Regions from separate parts of the Mus musculus genome. Here all the other regions are linked to region 2. A link is a loop called in an ENCODE intact Hi-C map of the cell type or tissue named here. Cell type or tissue: left cerebral cortex. All regions are shown on one strand. Region 1 has its middle 40 kb from the start of Gm26685. Region 2 holds the start of Gm39691 (a long non-coding RNA gene). Region 3 has its middle 72 kb from the start of Gm26685.

What was found. Peaks named below come from ENCODE experiments on the same cell type or tissue, not always from the same donor. Only the 100,000 strongest peaks of a DNase experiment are listed, where the experiment ranks them.
Region 1: it touches region 2 in a loop (2.1-fold over the local background); 6 of 42 quality-filtered maps call a loop at or near these places.
Region 3: it touches region 2 in a loop (2.3-fold over the local background); 2 of 42 quality-filtered maps call a loop at or near these places.

The regions. Positions count from the first base shown.
Region 1 is chr1:164,539,307-164,547,306 of GRCm38, reverse strand. No RefSeq gene overlaps it. Among named protein-coding and RNA genes, the nearest start is that of Gm26685, 40 kb to the right of the region's middle. In left cerebral cortex, no CTCF peak of the experiment used is centred here; DNase peaks (open chromatin) are centred at 2,416, 3,619 and 3,924; H3K27ac peaks cover 1,286 bases.
Region 2 is chr1:164,470,864-164,478,863 of GRCm38, reverse strand. Gm39691 (a long non-coding RNA gene) reads right to left here and starts at 5,371. Exons shown (of 2, transcript XR_865695.2): 1 at 5,307-5,371; 2 at 4,744-5,173. In left cerebral cortex, no CTCF peak of the experiment used is centred here; DNase peaks (open chromatin) are centred at 2,771, 3,582 and 3,808; H3K27ac peaks cover 2,195 bases.
Region 3 is chr1:164,571,011-164,579,010 of GRCm38, reverse strand. No RefSeq gene overlaps it. Among named protein-coding and RNA genes, the nearest start is that of Gm26685, 72 kb to the right of the region's middle. In left cerebral cortex, no CTCF peak of the experiment used is centred here; DNase peaks (open chromatin) are centred at 391, 570, 1,609 and 3,234; H3K27ac peaks cover 1,396 bases.

The DNA.
Region 1 (8,000 bases), 68 kb before region 2:
CTCTTCTGCAATGATCCCCCCAGGCCTCAGGAAGGAAATGTAGGCTATAGGTGTCCTGGTTAGGACTATTAACCCTCTGGAATCCCACTTCCTCATCTACATATTTGGAATGTCAATCCACTTTGCCTCATAGGTAGCTAAGAGACATAGGTAGAGCAAATGCTAGGTAATGGTTAATATTCTCCATCATTGTCAAAAAGCTATAATATGCCTTCCTGTGAGCTATTATTGCTAATTGTCGATATAAGATATGAGATCTCTTTCTTTCCAAGGTACCACCACTGTTCCCACAATATTATCTATATATCCCACATATCAGGAAATAGTAATGAGTACCATTAATTTTCCCAGATATGCTATATTGACATGTAAACGCCACCTTCATTAAACAAACTTTGGAGGAGTTGGCTAATATCATAATAAAATGATCAAGATGTCCCCCAGGGATCCAAAGCAGCCATTTGGTTCACATTTGGGGCTTTAGGAACAAGAACATTTGGATGGGTAAGACCTCGAGGGACAAAGAAAACACAAATAGAAGGCAAAGGGGACTAAATAAGAAATAGGATCACCATGCAAATGAGGACAACTTCTGTTCCCACTTCCTTGTCCAAGCACACAGATTGCTATCTGCCTGCTGCCTGCTCTTTCCATGGAATCTTCCTCATTCCTATGGGGTTCTGGAAGCTGAAGTAAGTCTTCTCTAAGGTACTGTCTCTGTGGAAATGGAGAACTTTTGGGATGTACAAATGTCTAGGAGACTGACCACTATAACTGCTAAAGGTAGCTCAGCCAGATACTCAGTCCAGTATCCATTTCGCAAATACTGATTAAGCCACACATTTCTCAGCCAGGAAGACACGCATTTACACTATCCATTCCTCAGCCATGAAGACAGGCACTTTCAGCCTTCAGGGGAATCCACATCTGGCTCTGCCTTCAAGAAGATCATTGTGTGTGGAAGCTCCCACAATGAGCTGGATCTGAGAAGCATTAGTCAGAGAGAGAGAGAGAGAGAGAGAGAGAGAGAGAGAGAGAGAATCCTCTATGTCACTTTAGAAGATAGAAGGAACCCAGAGAGAAGACCACGGGGGATTCCACAGCTCTCTCACTGATTTTCACACAAATTCTAGGAGGGATAACAGCAAGAACATACACACACGTGCACACACACACACACTAGCTTCTTCCTGGGAAATCAGTAGCTACACCTAGAGCTTCCTCTACTAACGGCATCTAGGGTAGACTTCAAAGTCCAGAGAACTAGTGACTAGCAAACAGTGTGAAGAGGACAATCAAAGCTGGGCTTTTCGTAACAGGCAGGCATTTCCAATTCACAAAGTCAGTTTTGGAAATCAGGGAGAGCAGAGGACCTGATATCTCACATCTGTTCAGCACAGTGCACTTCCTAATAGTCTCTGTCCAACTTAAATGCCAATTAGGAAGCCCCTGATGGAAGTCAAGCCATCTGCTGCATACTTTGAGCCTGCTAATTCATTGTAATTTTGATGCTTGTGTTAGCTGATTGTTGTCAGAAGGTGGATCAGAAATTGGTAGCTTGTGCCAAGTTCAAACAGTTTGAGAATGGCAACAAGGTTACGTTGTCTAGGAAGTCTCTGTTCACTGGTTCCCCCACTCCTCTACCTAGAGTAGGCACCCTTGATAGCTTAAGTCTCATACTACAACCTAAGGAAATGGAGAAAAGAATTCACATGATCAAGGGACCTCTTATGGGCCAACTGGTTTCCTATACTACCTGGCATGGACTGGAGTGTGTCCCTGCAAATGTGTGTGTTGAAATCCTAGTACCCAGGACCTGAGAATGTGGTTCAATGAGATGAGTTTTGGTGATGACTGAAGAAATATTTGCAGAGAAGCACATAAGAGAATAGCCTGCCGGCCTTGGTCTCCGAACCACAGGGTTTTGGTTTTATTTTTATTGTTTTCTTGCCTTGTTTTACTTTGTCATTTTGTTTTAGGAGACAGGGTTTCACTATATAACAAAGGCTGGCCAGGAACTTGCTATGTAGATCAAGCTGACTCGGAACTGGCAATCTTCTTGCTTCTACTCCTGAGTACTGGGATTATAGGTATGCACTAGTGTGACCAGCTCAAGGAGCACATGCATGATTGCCTGCCTTACTGTGTGCGTGTGCATGTGCGTGTGCGCGTGTGTGTGTGTGTGTGTTTTAGTTCAGGAGCCTCAGGAATATTAAGCAAGCCTTCTAACACTGAACTATATATCTCTAGCCCCCAGCTAAGGAACTTTTCTTTGCAGGAGCATTGAGCACATTTTCTAGGGTCACAGAACACAAGAGCTGATAATGGATTTTCATCTGGACTCGCTCCCAGAGAACTCCGCATCTCTTCATCTCATTGACAGTAGTACAGTGGCTAGAAAAAACGCTTCATTTGCAAACTACACGATTCAAATGTGCAAAAATAAAAATGTGAGTTCTTTTATTCATCTCTAACTCCACTTCTATTTCAGTCACCAATTTTCTTCTTGTTGGCAGAAAACTTGATCCAGTCAATTGAGATAAAAACAGTAGTCATATTTAAATGTGGTCATTTCCATATTTCCTACTCTTTAAGTAGCATCAAAGGTTGGGAGATTTCGACAGTAGATGATCTGGAGTGAAAGGGGCCTGTGGTAGCTTCGCTCACTCTATCCGGGACGTCTGTAGCCACTGGCTCTTCCTGGGACAGCTGAGATTCTATCTTGTTTCCAGCCTTGGTCCACATTGGTTCCTCTGCTTCTGCTTCATCCAGATCTCATGTATAGAGGCCATCACTTGGATAATTCTGAGTTCCCTTTCCCTACTGATAGGGTATTTGGGCGCTCCCTCCTAAAAGATCATCTAGATAGGAGGAGACCCTGGGTTTAATTCTTTGTACTACAGTACACATACATATACAAACATACACACACAGACACACACACACACACACATACAACAGGCAGACATACACACACACACATACACACAGAGAGGTGCACATATACACACACTCACGCACGTATATATATTCACATATACTCACATGCAACACATAGATACATGTCCACACTTACACATTCATGCATATATACACAGACACACACACATGCACACAAACACTCTCTCAGCATACTCACACATACACACAGTTATATCCACAGAGTCAGACATAAACACACCCACTCACAAACACACACAGACACACACTCATGCATACACACACATAGTCATACACAGAGAGACATATACATACACTAACAAACACAGACATACACAGACATACACACACAGAGACACACACTCACATAGACATATATACATGTACACCCAGGCATGCACACACACTTTCACACACACATACACATACATACATGCACACACTATTAGAGGGTCAATGTAGTTGGGATTCAAAAATAATAATAGCAAAATCGATCGGGGGGGAAAAAATAAATGTCAAGAATGTTTAGATGGAGTCTGTAAGGCATCCATCTGTGTGAGAGAAAAGAAAGAAGCAACAGCTGTTGGGGCTCAGACGGGAAGAGACAAGTCGGCATCAGAAACATGAGGCACATGCACCCACTATTGCTAGTGCCTTGCTGTAATCCCAGAAGACTCTGTTGCAAGAGCCTGGCTCCTTAAACTCCCTTCCTGCAACTCCCTCTCCTTCTCTACTCCCACAGCAGAGATGACCTTGACTCCGACTCTCAGTTCCTAGTCCAGCCCCGAACAGAGGCACACTCAAAGCTCCCTTAAAGAAAACATTGACGCCTCCTCCTTCAGCTTCCTTTCTCCATACACAGGCTTTGGGAAAGGTCTGTGGCCCTTGATACTTCCCTGAAGAACCTCAGTTTGAACAGATTTAGATAGGCCAGTGTTTTTTGCTTTCAGTTCCAAGAATATCTAAGCTCCTGCTTTTTCCCGGTAAATGACGTAATTACACTCACATCTATAAGGGAAACCAAACGTTAGTGAAGCAAGCTATATGGGGAACACAGGAGCCCAAGAACATGACTTGGTACTGCCTGTATTTTATAAAACCCTACCCTACAATAACCATGCTGCCAAGTAAATAGAGACAAAGTCCAGAGGGGACAAGGAATTGAAGAGGGAAAAAACAGCCCCAGTGTTTGGTGTTCTGTTCTTACGTCACCTCCTCAAGTGAGGCCAGGCCTGTTCCCTCTCCCTCAGCAGCCCCTCCCCACACCCATCACCTTTGTAACCATCTTAGCAGCTGTCTTCTACTTGGTTTCACCCATTTATATTGTTGTCTCTCTGCTCTTCTCTACCCATCACACACACACTACACACACACACTCACTTGGAGGCACATGCACACACCACACACAGAGAGAATAAGGATATAAGCTTAGGAGCGAGTGGGCTTGGACTGTTTACTGTTATCTTCCTAGTGATTACAGTATGTCATGCATGGCTTCAGTATTAGCCACAGGAAGCATTATGGGATGGAGGGGCATAGGCGACTGTTGTCTGGTCATCCCTCTCCCAACCCCAGCTTTCCAAACTTCCGGTGGCACCAAGAGTCTCAAGAGGCATTACCCAAAGCTTGCCATCTTAATTCTTTCAAGAGCCAAGTTTATGCTTTTCTCCCACCACTTAGCTGACTCCTGACTCGGGTTGTTCTTACGAGGCCATAGGCCTGTCATCAAGGCTTTGCTTAGCATGGCACACATCCTACAGGGAGAGCCAATGTTCCTTATGACATATGCTTCTGTGCCACCAGCCAGGATCACCCCAAAACCTCTCCTCTGCTCACCCCACAACAATGTGGGGAGAAGGGAGTATGTTAACCAGGAATAGGAGTCATGGAACAGACAGCACTTCACCTTCTTCAGTCAGGGTTCCATTCTGAGGTCTCTATGTTGGCCCATATCCCTCCCCATAAGGACAGCCAGTCTCCACCCTAAAGGCTACCTCTTCTGTGGTCCTCCCTGGCATGGGCTCTGGCATGGCCATGGTTCTGTTTATCTCCTCTCTAAGCAGGATGCTGGAACATCTCCCCTCCAATGCCCTCTTCATCTCATTTACCAGACAGACTTCTTCCTTTCAAGCTCCAGCCCAAACCTAGAACTTGTCTGATCCCATCTCCTTCTCAATCTGGATTGATCCTCCTCCTCCTCCTCCTCCTCCTCCTCCTCCTCCTCCTCTTCCTCTACCTCCCACAACCAGCGTGTTTGTCATTCTATGATGTAATTACAATTTCCCTCCCCTTTCACCCACCTGCTATGGGGAAGGGTGCTAATGAAGACAGAAGTGGGTCTGGTATCTGCAGTACTGGTTGTCTCTAGCTCAGAGTCTGATACGTGCTCATCATAAAATGAATGTTTAGACACTCACTTATTCATCCCACATACTGGAGCCAGCACTAACAGTATGAAATAAAAAACCTCAGGCATGATCTCTATCCCCATGGGGTCTGCATTATAATTGGATGTGGGGGGAGGGTAGGTAAGGAGAGCAGGCAGTAACCAAGTAAATAGGTGCTGGTTATTATTAAGCTCATGAAGGAAATAAATAGTACTTTGATTAACATTAATAGAGGGGTGTTTCTTTTTTATTTTTAACTTGTTTTTCAACTATTTTTATTAGATATTTTCTTTATTTACATTTCAAATGTTATCCCGTTTCCTGGTTTCCCCTCTGAAAACCCCCTCCTCCTACTCACCAACCAACCCACTCCTACTTCCTGGCCCTGGCATTCCCCTACACTGGAGCATTGAGCCTTCATAGGACCAAGGGCCTCTCCTCCCATTGATGACCAACTAGGCCATCCTCTACTACATATGCAGCTAGAGCCATGGGTCCTACCATGTGTACTCTTTGGTTGGTGGTTTAGTCCCTGGGAGCTCTGGGGGTACTGGTTAGTTCATATTGTTGTTTCTTCTATGGGGCTGGAAACTCCTTCAACTCCTTGGGTCCTTTCTCTAGCTCCTTCATTGGGGACCCTGTGCTCAGTCCAATGGATGGCTGTGACCATCCACCTCTGTATTTGTCAGGCACTGGCAGAGCCTCTCAGAAGACAGCTATATTACCAATCCTACATCCAATAGAGAACTAATATCCAATATATACAAAGAACTCAAGAAGTTAGACTCCAGAGAAACAAATAGCCCTATTAAAAGATGGGGAACAGAGCTAAACAAAATTCTCAACTGAGGAATACTGAATGGCTGATAAGCACCTAAAAAATGTTCAACATCCTTAGTCATCAGAGAAATGAAAATCAAAACAACCCTAAGATTCCACCGCACACCAATCAGAATGGCTAAGATCGAAAACTCAGATGACAGCAGATACTGGCAAGGATGTGGAGAAAGAGCAACACTCCTCCATTACTGATGGGATTGCAAGCTGGTACAACCACTCTGGAAATCAGTTTGGTAGTTCCTCATAAAATTGGACATAGTACCAACTGAGGTCCCAGCAATACCACTCCTGGGCATATACCCAGAAGATGCTCCAACATGTAATAAGGACACATGCTCCATATGTTCATGGCAGCCTTATTTATAATAAGCAGAAGCTGGAAAGAACCCAGATGCCCCTCAACAGAGGAATGGATACAGAATATGTGGTACATTTACACAATGGAGTACTACTCAGCTATTAAAAACAATGAATTTATGAAATTCTTAGGCAAATGGATGGATCTGGAGGATATCATCCTGAGTGAGGTAACCCAATCACAAAAGAACACACATAATATGAACTCACTGATAAGTGGATATTAGCCCAGAAGCTCAGAATACCCAAGATACAATTCACCAACCACATGAAACTCAAGAATAAGGAAGATCAAAGTGTGGATACTTCGGTCCTTCTTAGAAGGGGGAACAAAATACCCATGGAAGGAGTTATAGAGACAAAGTATGGAGTAGAGACTGAAGGAATGACCATCCAGAAACTGCCCACCTGCGGATCCATCCCATATACAATCACCAAACCCAGATACTATTGTGGATGCCAACAAAAGCTTGCTAAGGGGTGTTTCTTTAAGAAGAGTAACCAGGAGAAGTACAGGAAAAGAAATGGATGGATGGATGGATGGATGGATGGATGGATGGATGGGTGGGTGGGTGGATGGATGGATGGATGGATGGATGGGTGGATGGATGGGTGGGTGGATGGATGGATGGATGGGTGGATGGATGGGTGGATGGATGGGTGGATGGATGGATGGGTGGGTGGATGGATGGGTGGGTGGATGGATGGATGGATGGATGGATGGGTGGGTGGATGGATGGATGGATGGGTAGATGGATGGGTGGATGGATGGATGGATAGATGGATGGATGGGTGGATGGATGGATGGATGGGTGGATGGGTGGGTGGGTGGATGGATGGATGGATGGATGGATGGGTGGATGGATGGATGGGTGGGTGAATGGATGGGTGGGTGGATGGATGGATGGGTGGATGGATGGATGGATGGGTGGATGGATGGATGGATGGATGGATGGATGGATGGATGGATGGTTGGATGGGTGGATGGATGGATGGATGGGTGGATGGATGGGTGGGTGGATGGATGGATGGATGGATGGGTGGGTGGATGGGTGGATGGATGGATGGATGGATGGATGGATGGAAGGGTGGATGGATGGATGGATGGATGGATGGATGGATGGGTGGATGGGTGGATGGGTGAATGGATGGATGGGTGGATGGATGGGTGGATGGATGGTTGGATGGATGGATGGATGGATGAATGGATGGATGGATGGATGGATGGATGGATGGGTGGATGGGTGGGTGGATGGGTGGGTGGATGGATGGATGGATGGATGGGTGGATGGATGGGTGGATGGATGGGTGGATGGATGGATGGATGGATGGGTGAATAACCACAGTGAAGTTGGGTTCAGAGTACAGCCTAATCACTACAGGTCTCTGTATATTGAGAGAGTTTCTGACACTCAGAATTTAAGTAGCAGCAGAGATTTAAGCTTGGCTTTATAGGCAGATGGCAATGCAAACTAA
Region 2 (8,000 bases):
TTCAGATTCCCAGATGCCCACCCAGCCATCCCATGCCATGTTCTCTTCAATCAATAGGCTTTCAGGATAAGTCAAGCAAAACCTAAGAGAGTATCATGTTAAATTCCCCTGAGGTACAAACACAAAAGAATGCAAACTACTACCAAGGTCAATTCTATTTATTATTAGCAAGAAGATATGTTTACATTGTTAGTTGGACATAACTTTAATCCCAGCACTCAAGAGGCAGAGACAGATGGATCTCTGTGATCCTACAGGCCAGTCTGGTCTTCATAGTGACTTTCAGGACACCTAGATCTACATAGTGAGATCCTGTCCGAGAGAGAGAGAGAGAGAGAGAGAGAGAGAGAGAGAGAGAGAGAGAGAGAGAGAGAGAAGATTTTCATATATTTACTATTATATAGAGTTATAATTTTAAAAAGTAGGCCTATAGACGTTTTGGGTTAATAGATATATAATTTCAATTTAAAATGCTTTGAGAAATTTGTGTGAAATTTTGAGTTCTTGCTGAGTTTATCAGAATGTGGCAGGATAATTTTAGGAACCAATATTTTCATATTTGTGGGTCTAAATTTATATAAATGTTGAAGTACTTTAGAAAGCTTTGTTTTTTGGTTAAAAGTAGTGTGTTGAATACCCAAGATACAAGATACAATTTGCAAAACACATGAAACTCAAGAAGAACGAAGACGAAAGTGTGGACACTTTGCTCCTTCTTAGAATTGGGAACAAAACACCCATGGAAGGAGTTACAGAGACACAGATTGGTGCTGAGATGAAAGGATGGACCATCTAGAGACTGCCATATCCAGGGATCCATCCCATAATCAGCTCCCAAACGCTGACACCATTGCACACACTAGCAAGATTTTGCTGAAAGGACCCTGATATAGCTGTCTCTTGTGAGGCTATGCCGGGGCCTAGCAAACACAGAAGTGGATGCTCTCAGTCAGCTATTGGATGGATCACAGGGCCCCCAATGGAGGAGCTAGAGAAAGTACCCAAGGAGCCAAAGGGGTCTGCAACCCTATAGGTGGAACAACAATATGAACTAACCAGTACCCCCTGGAGCTCTTGACTCTAGCTGCATATGTATCAAAAGATGGCCTAGTCGGCCATCAGTGGAAAGAGAGGCCCATTGGTCTTGCAAACTTTATATGCCTCAGTACAGGGGAATGCCAGGGCCAAGTGGGTGTGTGTGTGTGTGTGTCGGGGGGAGTGGTGGGGGAGGGTTTGGGGGACTTTTGGAATAGCATTGGAAATGTAAATGAAGAAAATACCTAATTAAAAAAAAGAAAAAAAGTAGTTTGCCCACCCCATGCTTTGGTTCACAGATACAGATGAAGGTGGGGGAAGGAAGGAAGCACAGCTTAAACTATTTTAAAGTATTACTCTTTATTTATGGGCCTTTAACAAGTAACTACTAGGCTCTCCTAGACTAAAACTCTACTTACACGTAAAAGCAAAATGGAGTTAACACCACTTTTATAATTTTTACTTTAATAATGTCTTTTTTTTTTTTGCAGGGGTATAGGTTTGGTTTGGTTTTAGTTTTGGTTCTTGGGACACGTTCTTGCTGTGTAACTCAGGTTGGCCTCAGACTTGGAAGTCTTGTGTCTTTGAGTGCTGGGATTATAGGTATGTGCCACACAAGGCCAGACTTAATTTTCTTCATGTGTATGTGTGCACTGTGTGTATGTGTACACATGTTCACATGGGAGAGTGCACACGCGTGTGGAGAACTGAGGTTGACATGAAGAATCTCCTCACTCATTCCCCACTTGATTTTTTGAGGTGAGCTCTCACAGTTGAACCCAGAGTTTGCTGGTATGGGCAGTCCAGCTAGATAACTTGCTGTGGGCATCTCCCATCTCTAGAATTACACACGGCTGCTGTGCCCACCCAGCATTTATGGTAGTACTAGGGGTATGAACTCTGCTCTTCACACTTGCATGACAAGCGCTACCCACTGAACCATCTTTCCAAGTCTAGAGTATTAATTTTTAATCTAAAGGTAAGCTTCTGGATTGTTTTTTTTTCTCTATATTCAAGAAGCATCTCCAATTATATCTAGAAACTTCTTTTCACATAAGGAAATGCCACTGAGTGTGCCCAATGTTGTGTTGAAGAAAGATGAACACGCAGGAGGATAGGGGTTGGGCATGGCCAAGAGAGTGCTTAAGGGTTAGGGATAGGTAAAGCAAGAACAGGCTATGACTGTGAGTTGGGGAAGAGCCACAGAGAATTTGGCCACTCAACAGAAGTTAGGGAATACTGAATGAAAACTGTGAAGACGAACAGCAATCTTTCTTTCTCCTCAGAGTCCAAGGCCAGAAGCTAAGAGGGAGCTTAGCCCCTTAGAGGAGCAGAAAGATCTTTAGTGTGACTATAGTCCACTTGGACAGTGAAGGGGAAACCTACTCTCTCTGGATGGTTGAGTTTCTGGGAACTGGTGAAGTGGGTCCAGTGTGGTGTGTTGGAGGGCCAGAAGACCCTCTGCAAAGCATTCCCTTTTCAACATGTCCTTTGGCTCGGTTATTTTCATATGTAGGAGGAATCATATGTCTTCAGAGAACAGACGTTTCCTGGAATTTAACTACTCAAATAACCAAGGCTTTAGTTCAGTGTGCCTGAAGCCTAAATGGACACAGGGCAACTGGACAACAGCTCATCTTTAGCAAACCCTGAGGTCGCCGGCTTCTGAAACAGTGTGAGTTGTTCATGGCAAGGGACCACAGAGGATCTACAGCAGAAAGGATCATGTCTCTCAGCGTTGCCATGGGGACTGCTGGCTGGGTTAACTGAATGCTCTGTGGAGATGGATTCTTCTTTTAAAGAGAAAATAGCTTCTATATTCCAAAGACTAGATGGTGGAGCAGGTAAGTAGAAAGTCTAGGAGGGCAAGAAGTGTGGAGCAGTTGAGAGTCTGCAGGAGCAGCCTCCAGTTAGGAAACTGGAGTTGTTAACCCACCCACAAGGATGAGATCTCCACCAGAGGAGGTGGGCTTTTCTCAGTTAACATCTGTATACACAGAAGAGTAGACATGAGATTTGTAAGGCTCATGTTTAATTCCATCAACTGCAGCCTTTAAATAACTCTGAGCCCCCTCACATGTCTCAAGGGTCAGGAACAAGCCAGAGGAAGGGAGACCCAAGAAGCACTCCTTTCGAAGGTGTTAAAGGCACTCAAACAAAGCCACTTGCAGCAGTGTGTGAACATGTGTGAAAAACTTTCCATGAGAAGTTATAAAGACACCTAGGCCTACATCCCTGGGCTTGCCTGCTGGCTGTCTTGCTGTTAGGACTTCAGACCTTATCACCAAATCTCTATAAAACAAATATCCATGTACATTCCATCAATAGTTAAGAGAAAATGCCTTTGATGTTTGCAGAGGTAGCTATCTCATCACCCACATGACACCGAACGGATCTAGACTATTGGGAGATAGTAGCTCAGCCCTGACATCTGCCCAAGGGAGCAAGTGTTTTAGGAGTTCTATGAACTATCATGCCCATCCAATCTGCCATCTGTCACTGGTTTACCATCACATGCTTGGTCAATGACTTCCCAAGTCTGTGCCATCTGTGAAATGTGGATAAGAGTACACCACATCCGCTGTCTATCCTTTGTCCACATCTCTCTCTCACCCTCCCTCTTTCTCTCTCTCTATCCCTTCTGTCTTCTCCTCCTCCTCCTCCTCCTCCTCTTCTTCCTTCTCTTCTTCTCCTTCTTCCTCTTCTTCTTTCTCCCTAAATCAGAGAAACAGTAAGTCTGTAAAGTGCTTTGAGCTCCTTGGAGATAGAAGCTCTATAAATATAAGCTGTTATCACTGTCACCATGGAAACACACAGAGCGAACTGTGCTGCATTCCGACGTGTGCTCAGCATAATTGTGACCTTCTTGCCTGCCGGCTGTTGATCATCAGTGCTTCTGTAGAGCTGTGTGTCCAGGTAGAGGTGGGCACCCCAGATTGACCTTGTTTCCTCATCAATTCTTCTTCACACCACTTTTAAAAAGAGATATTATCTATCTGTTTGCTAAGTAATAATCTAGGGCTGGTGGAAGGATGCAATTTATGACTGGCTTAATTTGCAGTGGACCCACCCTAGGACCTGAGTTAGAAACCAGGCTTGACAGAGAGCAATTCCAATGAGCTTCAGACATAATATTCTATTAGCATTTCCTAAAGCTGTCTCAACCCGACTCCTTGACTTCAGCACTAAGGTTATAGAACCTTGGCAGTGAAGAGGATTACAAGCCTGCATCTTTATGCCTGGGATTGGACCCTGGAAAGCAGAACTATGCCACTTGCCAACACCACTGTCTTACTGGGCCTAGCACAGTGCCTGCCATGTAGCCGATGTTTTGCAGAGGTTTGCCAACAAAGTAAATATTGGAACGAATAAGTGGCCATCCTTTCCCGTTACATAGCTGAAAGTGGAGCTGAGTACGACAAATGCATCCAAGTGTTATGTGGGACTAAAAGGCCTGGAGTACATCATCTCTTCTTGAGGCTTATCTGACTCCCCACCCCGCTATCAAAAACAGGAACACACACACACACACACACACACACACACACACACACACACACACACTTCTAGTATCATGAGCTAGCTGTCCTGGGAAAGCCAAAAGCCTCATACAGAATGATTTAAAATACCAGTTTCACCCTGGCCCCAGCTCAGGGCTGGCTTCCCAAGGGTGTAACCTGTGGCGTTACACATTCACAGCACACAGAACACCTCCAGGTTCTGTTTAATGCTAGGTTATCATCCTCTTGGGCTTTAAAATTATATATAACAAGTGCCTCACATTTCCATTTTGCACCACGTAGTAGGGTTTGCTTGGCTGGCTGTGGTCCTTGAGCCGTTTTTCTTCCTTCACATCCTGTCATCCCTCTTCGTGAGGAAAGGGAATCCCACCATCTTATTCTGCTGGGATGGAAACATCTCCCAGGCCTGTGGACTAAGCTCTAGTGAATGCATTATTCAGCACAGGTAGCTTTCTTCACACAAAGGGGCAAGCTAATACCGTGGAAGGAGTGCGCACTTACTCTTCCGTGAGCCGCTCTTTGCTCTTCGTATACTTGCTGTACTAGAGCTCGTTCCTCCAGACATGGTGTGACCAGAGGCCTTCATGGAGAAGAGTTGTGGGTGACCTGTGGAGTATCTGGCCACAGACACATTAGCAAGGTAAGCAGAACAATGGTGCAGGCTAAGCGTGTGGCGATGGAAATGTGGCTGTTGACATTCCTATGGAGAAGGGGGAGGTACCCCTCAGACACTGCTCAGATACCACCTACCTTTTACTCGCTGCTTGCCATTGGCCCTCAGCTGCATGCTGGGGGAGTTGCTACAGAAGAGGTAGAAGGTTGATGATGTGAAATTGTTGCCATGGCAATGAGCTTTTGTGACCCACGGCCATACTAGTGTAGGGTGTTTTTTGGTGGCTTTTGGCAGTGGCCTTTGAGTTGGCCATACTCTTGTAAGCAATGCCAAGAAACTACTGGTCCACCAAGCTGAACTTGGGTGGAATAATCTTTTTTTTTTGGTCTGGACTGCTGGTACCCTAACTGTGGTGAATAGATGTTTCTTTATGTCGCCCTAAGAAAAGCCACACTATACTTAATACGTTTCAGTGAAATAATAGGGTGAAACAGATGAAATTATAATTTTATAATATTCAGTGAAAAAGGAAGAGTGGAACGGTAGGGGAGGGGCTATCACCAGATGAATGGCTGTTACATATGAGGCACTGCTAGGTGCTTTCTATCTTCAAATTAAGTGGAGAGCAATTAACAGAGAAAAACAAAGCCTAAGTAATTGCCCAGGCCACTAATAACTAAGAGGTGGGCGTCAGAATCTGTTTGTCTAGTTTTTTAAAGCTTGGGCTCAAAAGTTAATTTCAGTATATCAGTAAAGTAGCTTATGTTAGGGCCACTCATCATTGTATCTCAGCCAAAAACAAAAGTTCATGTGGCCTTGTTTTAATTATATATGGTTTTTTTTTTCTTATTTTTAAAAATTTTATAACTTTTGGTTTTTTGAGACAGGGTTTCTCTCTGTAGCCCTGGCTGTCCTAGGACTCACTCTGTAGACCAGGCTGGCCTCAAACTCAGAGATCTACCTGCCTCTGCTTCCCAAGTGCTGGGATTAAGGTGTTGGACACCATTGTCTGGCTTTCAGTTATATTCTTTATTTGTGGACCGAGCCTTGACGGGAATGGGGACTACCGGGAACAGATTCATTCAGTCATTAATCATGACAGGACTTCGTTCTGAGAAGCCTTACAATGTGACACCAGGAGAATTCATTGTCTTCCCACAACTTCTCTTTAATACTAGATGAAAAGAAACAAGAGAATTCAGTCTGTGCTTAGTAAGATGGAATGCAGGTGTGCTAATGACTCTGTCTGCCGCGCTGAGGAGGCCACCACCACAGGGGGATGTGAAGGCGGCACTTGGAAGGACGAGGGACCTCACTTCTAGGCTGATATGCAAGGAGATGATTGCTCTTTTCTTGGAGTCATTGTATATTCAGGTCCCTGGGACCTCAACTTAGTTTTAACTACACAAGAATGATGGGCCAGTTCATGGAGGAAGCTGCCATTGAGCCAATGTCCAGTCAGTCCACTCTGCAGTCTGAGGCACCCTGATCATAGGCTTAGACATACTTCTAGGGACATCTGCAGATCTTGTGGTGAGGGAGGTAGCTGCAGAAGCTAATGCAGAGGTCATGAGCTCTGTCCTATTCTAAAATTTCCAATGTGCTACACATTGTAAGTGCAAGATGTCACATTGCAATTACAGCATAGAAGACTTTTGCTTGCACCGGGGGTTCTTAGTGTATAATACCTTTAACTAAAGGACTTGTTAAAATGGGTTGCTACCCTTCTGGGACCCAAGAATTAATTCTAATAAACTTCTAGGTGCTTCCATTGCTGCTGTTGCTGGCAGTGTGGGGACCAGAGTCTGAGATCTTTTGACACATACTGTGCACTGTCTGTGCCTGCTTGAAGTCTATATTGCACGTGATAGTCAGTTGAACATTAACGGAAGCCTGAATGCCAGATGTTAATGAATACTTGATGTTAGAGTATTTTGGTATATTCAAAATACTGGGATGCAACTCCACCCTGTCGCAGTGCGAGCAAACAAATACATAATTTATTTAACAAATCTCCTCAGTGCTGATTTGGAATCAGGCATTGAGAACCAGGAGGTACAAAACAGACAGAAATGCTGGACTTTAAAGATCTTAAATGTGAGTGGGAAGTATCCTTCCAAACTTCGGCTAAGTCCTTTTATATCAAAGAGCTCAGGTTCTCACAAGAACAATGTAACTGTCCTATCTCCAAGATGAGACCATGGAGATTCAAGTAGTCCAGTGACTTTTACCGCACTCGATGCCTGTATCCCCAAAGCCCACATGCTTTCCCAAGCGTCGCAGAGAAATATTTATGGTTAAGTCTAGAAAAGGGACTTTTCATTGAAGTATCCTGCATTCTATTTGTTAAGAATTTCTTTTCCGTAGCTATACCTGGAGAGATCTCTAAGGGACCTTTCGTTGGAAGGTCCCAAGAGCTGAGATGGGTGGATCCTGAACTGCAAGAAGACAAAGGTTAGTTCTTGCCCACACCCGTTCACTGAACACCTGGCCAGGCAATTAGCTATTCAGAGCTTTTATGTTTAGAGGGTTCCTTTGATCGGCAGCTTGGCATTGACTCAATGGGCCCCTGGCTCAGAGTGACAATCCTTTCTTCCCTTTTGATAAATGTTGCCTAGAGTTCCTGAGTTCCAGGCACTGCGTTTGACACTGGGACATTCCCAGGCGAGTGGGACAGTCCTTGACCCCAGTGTGTTCAGTATTTAGCCTCTGCTGCTGCTGCTTCCTGGGTATCCTCTGGGTCCTGCATTTGAGCCTCTTTGGGCTTTGTTCTGGTTTGCTTCTCTGTTGCTGGGATGAGACACTGACCCAAAGCAACAGGAGGTGTAGTG
Region 3 (8,000 bases), 100 kb before region 2:
GGTAGTTAAGTATATGGAAGCGTTAATTATAAACAAGTATGAAATATGAATTTTTTGATTTAATACTAACTAAAGGATGCATGTTCTTTGCAAAATAATGATTGATTCTACATGTAAAAAAAAAAAAAAACTTCCTGGGTACATCTAAAATATGATTCAGTTTGCCATAAAACAAACCACACGTGACTTTGCAGCCTTAATGTGTCTTGTGCTTATGAACTAATGCTTTAAATTTTTGTATTGCCCTCTCTTACTTCTGAGCTAAGCCGAAGGCCTTGCAATGGCCCCTGCTTCCTAATGTCTGTGCTCTTGCATTGTCGGACAGATACGAAGTGAGGGCAGAGATACCAGACTTTCATCTCGCCTTAGTTATTGTGTGAGCCAACTGGGAAGCCAATGCATTGTTAGAAAAGGCAGCTTCTAAAAGCCTGTGTGGGTTTTTTTTTTCTTCCTCTTCAGAATAGAATAGATTTAGCTGTTTTACATTATCTTGTATTTTTTTTCCCTCAACTATCTATGATTTGCCTTGAGAGACGATTTCAAGATTCTTGTATATGGAAACTCTGTGTGGGCACACAGCACGTGTGTGTGAGCACATACAATGTAACTGACAGAATCCCCACATAAACTCTCCCTGCCCGGGGATCCTATCACTGCTCACCTTGGCTGACCCACCATGGCAGACATTGAACCAAAAGGCCTATAATGAGAATACCGTCCTGTAATAAATATTCGTTTAGGCTCCCAACAGTATCTAGCTAGTTCATCTTGCCCAACGAGATAGGCAGTTCTAACTTTCCCACGGGATACAGCTCTCTCAGTCTGGTCAAATACTCAGTTACTCTTTGCAGAGAAAGATAAATTTTATAAGTGAACCATACTGAAATATATTCAGGATTTGATGAACAAATAAAATAAAAGAATAATAAAAAATGAAGTTCTTGAAGACTTTCTACTTCTGACTCCTTTCTTTCCCAAAGCTCAGAGCGAGTATTTGCTCTTTTATGTCTCATTTAGTACAATGTTAACTTGTGCTGGGCCTTCATTAGGGTACAGTTCAACCAGGAATTCTGTGTTTGCCTTTTCTCTAATACCCCAGTGCAACACCTACAACCTACATGTACCATTTACTCTCCCAAGTAGCATCTGATACACTATAGCAAGGGACCTGGGTGTAAGCTTCAACTAACTGTGCTAGAATTTTAGCTTTCAAACCGGATTTTTTTTTTTTTTTTTTTTTTTTTTTTTTTTTTTTTTGGTATCTGCACAAGTTTGGTAGGAGGGAGAAGGTCAGAGAGCAGAGAGGAGGAGGAAGCAGAGAGAAGGGTGGATGTTGGCCTAGTGTTGAAGAGACACAGGACTTTACAACAGCTTACTGATTAGATAGATAGATAGATAGATAGACAGACAGACAGACATACAACCTACAAATCCCAGGGAAAATTAGCAAAAGCACAGGGCCTATAAATGCCAAATAGCAAGAATCCATCCTCAGCAACCAGAGGAACGTTTTCAGGAGAGCAGCATCGAGAATTCCAGGAAGCACATATTCAAAGCCTGTTTCCTAGGCAGCTGAAGCCACCCACCATCCCTTGAACAAACGGAGGCCGATTCGGTTCTCAAATGTGCTGTTTGCCTAGGCTTTCAAAATAATCCAGAGTGTTCAACTGGGTTCTCTTGCCTTCTGAAAGCAGCCTGCTAGAGAAAGGATTCGTGACACTCTCTATCTGGCCGTGGACAGACATTGATTGCACGTCTCACCCCTCTTACAATACATGTCCCACTTGTGTGGTGTCTTTAACCTAAGCTTCAGCATCAGTCGTTAGAGAGACAGTGTCTTTCAATCCTTTAAGTCCTCGAAAATGAACAGAGTAAAACCTCCATTGCTGTATCTGAAACCCAGCACTAGCTATTTAAGTCTGGCTGGACTTCAGGGAAATGCAAATTAAAACCGCTTTGAGATTCTGTCTCACCCCAGTCCAAGTGGCTATTATCAAGAAAATAAAGGACATCAAGTGTCTGGGGAAAGGGTGAACCTTATTCACTGCTGGGACAAGGGGCAACTGGCGTAGCCATTATGGAAATCACCATGGCGGTTCTCAAAAACGTTTAAAATGGAGCTCTTGTCCGACCCTGCTGTCCCACTCCTCAAGGGTCACATAAAAGACCTCATAGCCTTCCACAGAGATCCCACAACATTGTTTACTGCTTCTCTATTCACACAGCAAGGAAATGGAACCAGCCTAGATGCTCATGAACAGATGAACGGATAATGAAAGATCGGGGCGTAGACAGAATGGGATTTTATTCAGCTATAAAACAAAACAAAACAAAACAAAAAAACATAAAATTACGAAATTTCAAGGGAAATGAAGGAATCTGGAAATTACATTAGTAAAGAAAAATATCGTATGTCCTCTCATAGGCAGACACAGTTATGCATGTATGTATAAGCCATGAAACTATAAAAGGAAACATGAGAGATAGGAAAAGAAGAAGAAGAAGAAGAAGAAGGGCGAATGATAAGACTCCTGTGATATAGAAACAGAACAGAGGATATTGGGACGGGTGGGAACTCAACTGGCAAGGGCTTGAGTAAGGACGAGGGATGACACAAACAAATGTCAGATTTCACACACACACACACACACACACACACACACACTATGGCTTTAGTTAGAAAATGGTAAATCTATGTGATAAAATACTGGGTAGGCTGTATTGAATATGTTATATGAAAATAATGATATACAGAAAAGTTTAGGGCATAGCATTATTGCCATTATTACAATGATGGGAATGGAATTCGGGTCTTTGAGCATGCCTGACAAATGCTCTCCTCCTGAGCCACGCCCCCAGAAGCCAGTATTATATGAAAGTAGAAAAAAGAATTAAATTATCCCAGGAAAAGTAAAAGCGTGGGCCTAGAAAGAAAAGAGCCTAAGTGTTAATTATTTAAAAATAATAATAAAGGCAACATAATCCACAAATCAAATGAGAATTATGCAGTGTGAAGCCATGGGAACAGCATGTAGCTCAGTGCCAGTGCACCTGCCTGGCAAGCTTAAGGTGTTAGGTTCAATCCATAGTTTTAAAGGAAGTGCCACAGGGTCTGCCACAGGGTCTTCTGTGATCTCAAACCCTTTTGCCTCATCTCTTCTCTCCACCTAAAGCACCCAGGGCCTTGTCCTCACAAGCCAACATTTTGTCCTGTACTGTCCTAGGTCCCTGGCAGCTCTTTGAATGCATGTCCTGTTTCGCTAGACTCTTTTGTTTTCCTCTTATACACAAACACCCACCTTTGATGACTAAGCACAGATCTACACACAGCAGGTATATGATTGAGTGGCTAGCCAGCAGAGCCAGAGTCAGTGTGAGGCTGGAGAGAATGCTAGTGGTATAGAAAAAGTGGACTTAAATTGCCCAGGATGATAATTGGATGCAGAAGGGTGTTTTCATGAGCCTCTGCATTGTCTAGGAGGAAAGGGGGCTATCTGTTCTGAAAAATGGTTTATTTGAAAAAAGCCTCTCTCTCTCTCTCTCTCTCTCTCTCTCTCTCTCCCACTTGCACACGCGCGCACACACACAAACACACAAAGAGACAGACAGCCACACACAGAGAGAGAGAGAGATTTGGATCTCTTAGCAAGTGACTTAGAATTTGGTCATGCTCAACAGACTTGAGCTGAACAAAAGCAAACACCCACTCTCCACCGAATGGTACCACCACTTCCAACACAAACTCTGAGGTTAAAGGACACACGGAACAGGGCCATCCTAAGTTCGGAGCAGCCTTTAGCAGAAAGGAAGTCAGCAGAAGCCACTGTGGGCAGAGAACCAGAGAGAGTCCATTAAAAATCACCCCAACACCCAACACCTCCTATCACAGTTTCTCAGAGAACCTGGCATAGTCACCCATCCATGAGTCCACAGCAAACCCAGTCCATTCCTGCTAGGACTAGATTGTCTTACAGGGTGGAGATTCTGCAAAAGGCTTAAGGTAAGCCTGGGCAAACCAACTCCCAGTCCAGCAGCCAGATGTATTTTTTGTTTTCACTTGTTTTGGCTTGACTTTGAATGGGTAGTGTTTTATAAACACTTGATTTTAAGTGGCTTCTCTTCTATGATGCAGGTGTGCTACCCAGCGCCACCCCCCCCCACCGCCACCCCGCTTCCCAGTCCTTCCTCCTCACTCATCTTGTAACTTATGTTTATCGTCCTGACTTCCACTAGGAATGCAACCATGGGAACAGAGACCCTAGTACTGGGAAGACTATAGTAAAAATATTAATTTTTAGCAAACATCCAGCTAGTGCTGCTGCTCTCCTGGGGTCTATCCTGCAAGTTTTATGCAGATAACATTGAGCATTCTGAGCAGGCTGAGGCCTATGCTGCAAAGATTCTGTCCTGACTCCCTTTGACCATTTCTGCTTGGCTGTATGCATCCAAATTGGGTATTTAGAACTCTTTTTCAAATGACTGACTTAAGGATAGGAGCCTTATAATTTCCTAATCTCCCAAACCACTTCTCATTGATGATATTGGTTACAAGGTTGCTTAGATATAAAGTGCTATCTCTCTCTCTCTCTCTCTCTCTCACACACACACACACACACACACAGGGGTGGGGGGCCTTGAGTGTTTCTTCTCCACCTTCCTTCCTTCATCTATTAGAACAATCAAATACCTTATGTTCTTCATAATTGCTTATTCATTTTTCTTCCTTCCAAAAGCATCATGCATCTTTTTTCTTACACTTACAGACCATTTTGTCCGCCTGCGTCTAAGAAAAATTAAAGGAAATCTACTTTGCTTTTCATTTTTATTCTTTTAGTATATAATCATCTTGAAATTTGGTTATAATGATCATAACACTTATTCTGTTTCCATTATTGAACTAATTACAGAAAACAATGCCCCTATATTTGTTTCATCGATCATTTAATTCTTTAGTGATCCCTTCAACTTGCTCCTAATCTACTTAGTTAAAACCTGGTATTAAAGAAATCTTGTGGCTGAAATCTGTGGTGGTCAATTTAGGTCCTTCCCCTTATCACAAATACCAGTGGTGATATTGAAACCCTAGCTTGTAACCTCCACAAGGCAGGGGACATTTCTATGCTTTGACAGTTAATGGAAGAGCCCCACCCAGAGGAGGCAAAACCAGGTAAACAACAAGATGCGGAGCGAAACAGGAAATGAATGAGCTGCAGAGAGCGAATGCAGACAACCAAAGAAATCGCAAAGATAATTAGCTAAAGATGCTTAGCTGAGAAAAAAGTTAAAAATCGCTGAACTTTGAAAGACAAACTCTATGCTTTAATGTTGTAGCTGTACAGCATTTTCTCAGTTCTATGCCTCTCTCATATAGCACATTTTCTCCAGGGTCTCCAAGCTCATGAATACTTATGAGTGACAATCATGGAGAAGCCCTACAGGGGTGAATACTTAGTCAGCTTTATATCAATCTCTGAATTACCTATCCCATAGGATTGTGTTACTTACATAATCCAGGAAATCCAGGTAAGATAGACCTAGGAAATTCGAGTGTGTAGAGTCTTTAGGTGAGATTTCCTAAGTTCCTGTCTGTCATAGCAACAACAAAATTGGCTGTTGAAAATGTTTAAAAGATCTCAGTCAATATAGCTGGGGACTTCATGCTTCATAACACCTTTTGGAATAATAGCTCTCTTATATCAGTTGGTGGATAAAACACTTGCCACGTGAGCCTTCTGACTGGAATTCCGACCTTTGGAGCCCATGAATGTTTTCTGAGGCATCTCATGTCTGTAATCCAAGTGTGCCTTTGAGGAGAGAGAGGGCAGAAGCTTACAGGTCAGTTATCAGTAGTGAATGATAAGGGGTCCCACCTCAAACAAGGTGGGAAGAGTACCAGCACCCCAGGTTGTCTTCTGGCCTTCATGTGTGCATTAGTCACGTGTCCACACACACACACACACACACACACACCACACCTCGCACACACCACACACAGACAACACACACATACCATGTACACCCCACACACACACTACACATACCTCATACCTCACATACAGCACAGGTATACACCACACACAAACACCACATACAGCACACACACACTACACATACCTCACACACCACACACACACACCACATACACACATACACACACACACACACACACACACACCACAGAGCTATGAAACAGTAGATTTCCATTGTTTCAAAGTAAGTCATTAAGTTTGGGGTAATTTTTAAATCAGTTCTAGGAAACCTTATCATCAGTTCTTTCCCCTGGTCTCCTGACAACCTTATCTTAAAATGATGGAAAGGTTGCTGGCTCCTGCACTGACTTTAAACTAAAATGTTGCCTCTTCCATGGTTTCTTGTTCTCCCTTGCTATACTTTTCATTTTTACCTCAAATTATATTCACCTGTTTGCTTATACATGAATGAAATGTTAGGCAACAACAATCAGGAGAGAGGGGACACTTTGAAGAGAGGGTTTTCTTCTTGGAATTCCTGCCGTTGTGATAGAAACTGCAGGCCCAGCTGGCCTTTCACATGACTGAGCATGTGGTCAGGACCTGTCGGGACAGCTTCCTCGGGCTCTGCCCCCTCCCTTGTTTATCAGAATGGCAGGTGTCTTTCGTGGATTTCTCACTCTCATTTGATGATTTTCAACAGCTGTAGGTTGTTGTCCAAACCTGTGCTGGGTAGGTCTCTCCTAGAATGTGGTTTCCACACACACACACACACACATGATGACTGTGATAAACTTTGAAAACAGCTAAGGCTTAAGGCCCAGCAGAGCCTCTGGTTTATAATCTACCTAGATCCCTGGAGCTACCCTGCTGTTCCTTAGAGCTTGCTCATTGATGAGAGCTGACGGTAGAAGAGTGAACCAAGCTTGAAGACAGAGAGCACCAAGCTTCTACACACCTAACCAACCCGTGTGGATCAGGTTGTACTGTCCTTTCATTTCTATATGAAGGCTCTCCTTGGACCTATGTGGGGATCAGATACCTGGAGCACACACACAGCATCAATACATGAGTGAGTGGGTGTCAAATTCAACCAAAAGTAGAATGTACGCTCCATAGCTCAACTAAAAATAGTCATATCTGAGGGCAGGATGTGGCCTGCCAAGCCCCCGTTACCAGAATTTTGAAGCAATGTAGAAAAGACAGGTTGACTCCTCCTGATTTGTATAGCCATGCTTGAAGGACCTTGAGCCAAAGCACAGACAGTTCACGGTAAGCACTGTAGATGACTGTCCGGACAGAAAGTTTAGACCAGCTCTGTCTTATCCTAGGCCAGTGACCTAGCAGTTGCTTTGGCTTCATTTCCACTGGCCTCTTGGGGCTCTGGTTGTTTAACAAGACCTTGTGCTCAAACTTTCCAGGACTTGCCACAGATTTCCTTTCATCTTGTCACAGCTAAATCATTTGGCTCTCTAGATCTTAAATTCCAATTAAACAGATGCAGTATCTTATAATCTAATTTGCTTCTCACACCACTGCCCTGTGACTTTTTATTGTCAACTCTTTATAAATGTGTTTCAAGCTATATGGTTGCTAGGGACAAGCTTATTGAAAGCATCGAGTCAGGACGATAAGAGAAAGATCCTCAGGACAGAGGTGAAAGAGAACGGGAAGCACACCAGATTCTGGAATTTTAGATTTAAATCCCTGGATACCTTGTGGTACCTTTGGGTGGCTGTGAAATGTCTCCATACACATTTCTTCATCTGTAAAACAGGAGCCATTCGATCTATTCATTGTGAAGGATCCTTTGAAACGTGCCTCCTCACCAGGGTCTCCAAGGCCCATGCTTTCTCACCCACCCAGTTTCTGTCTTCTTCTCTTCCTCTTGCCAGCTGTTCCTCTTGCTCTGGCCAGCTGCTCTGTTTGATGGCATTCCTCAATCACACCCAGCAGTCTCTGACAAGGGCATTCTTATCTTATTTCTCTTTGGAATGTCCTCTCTTATAAGTTGCTCCCCCATGCCCTCAG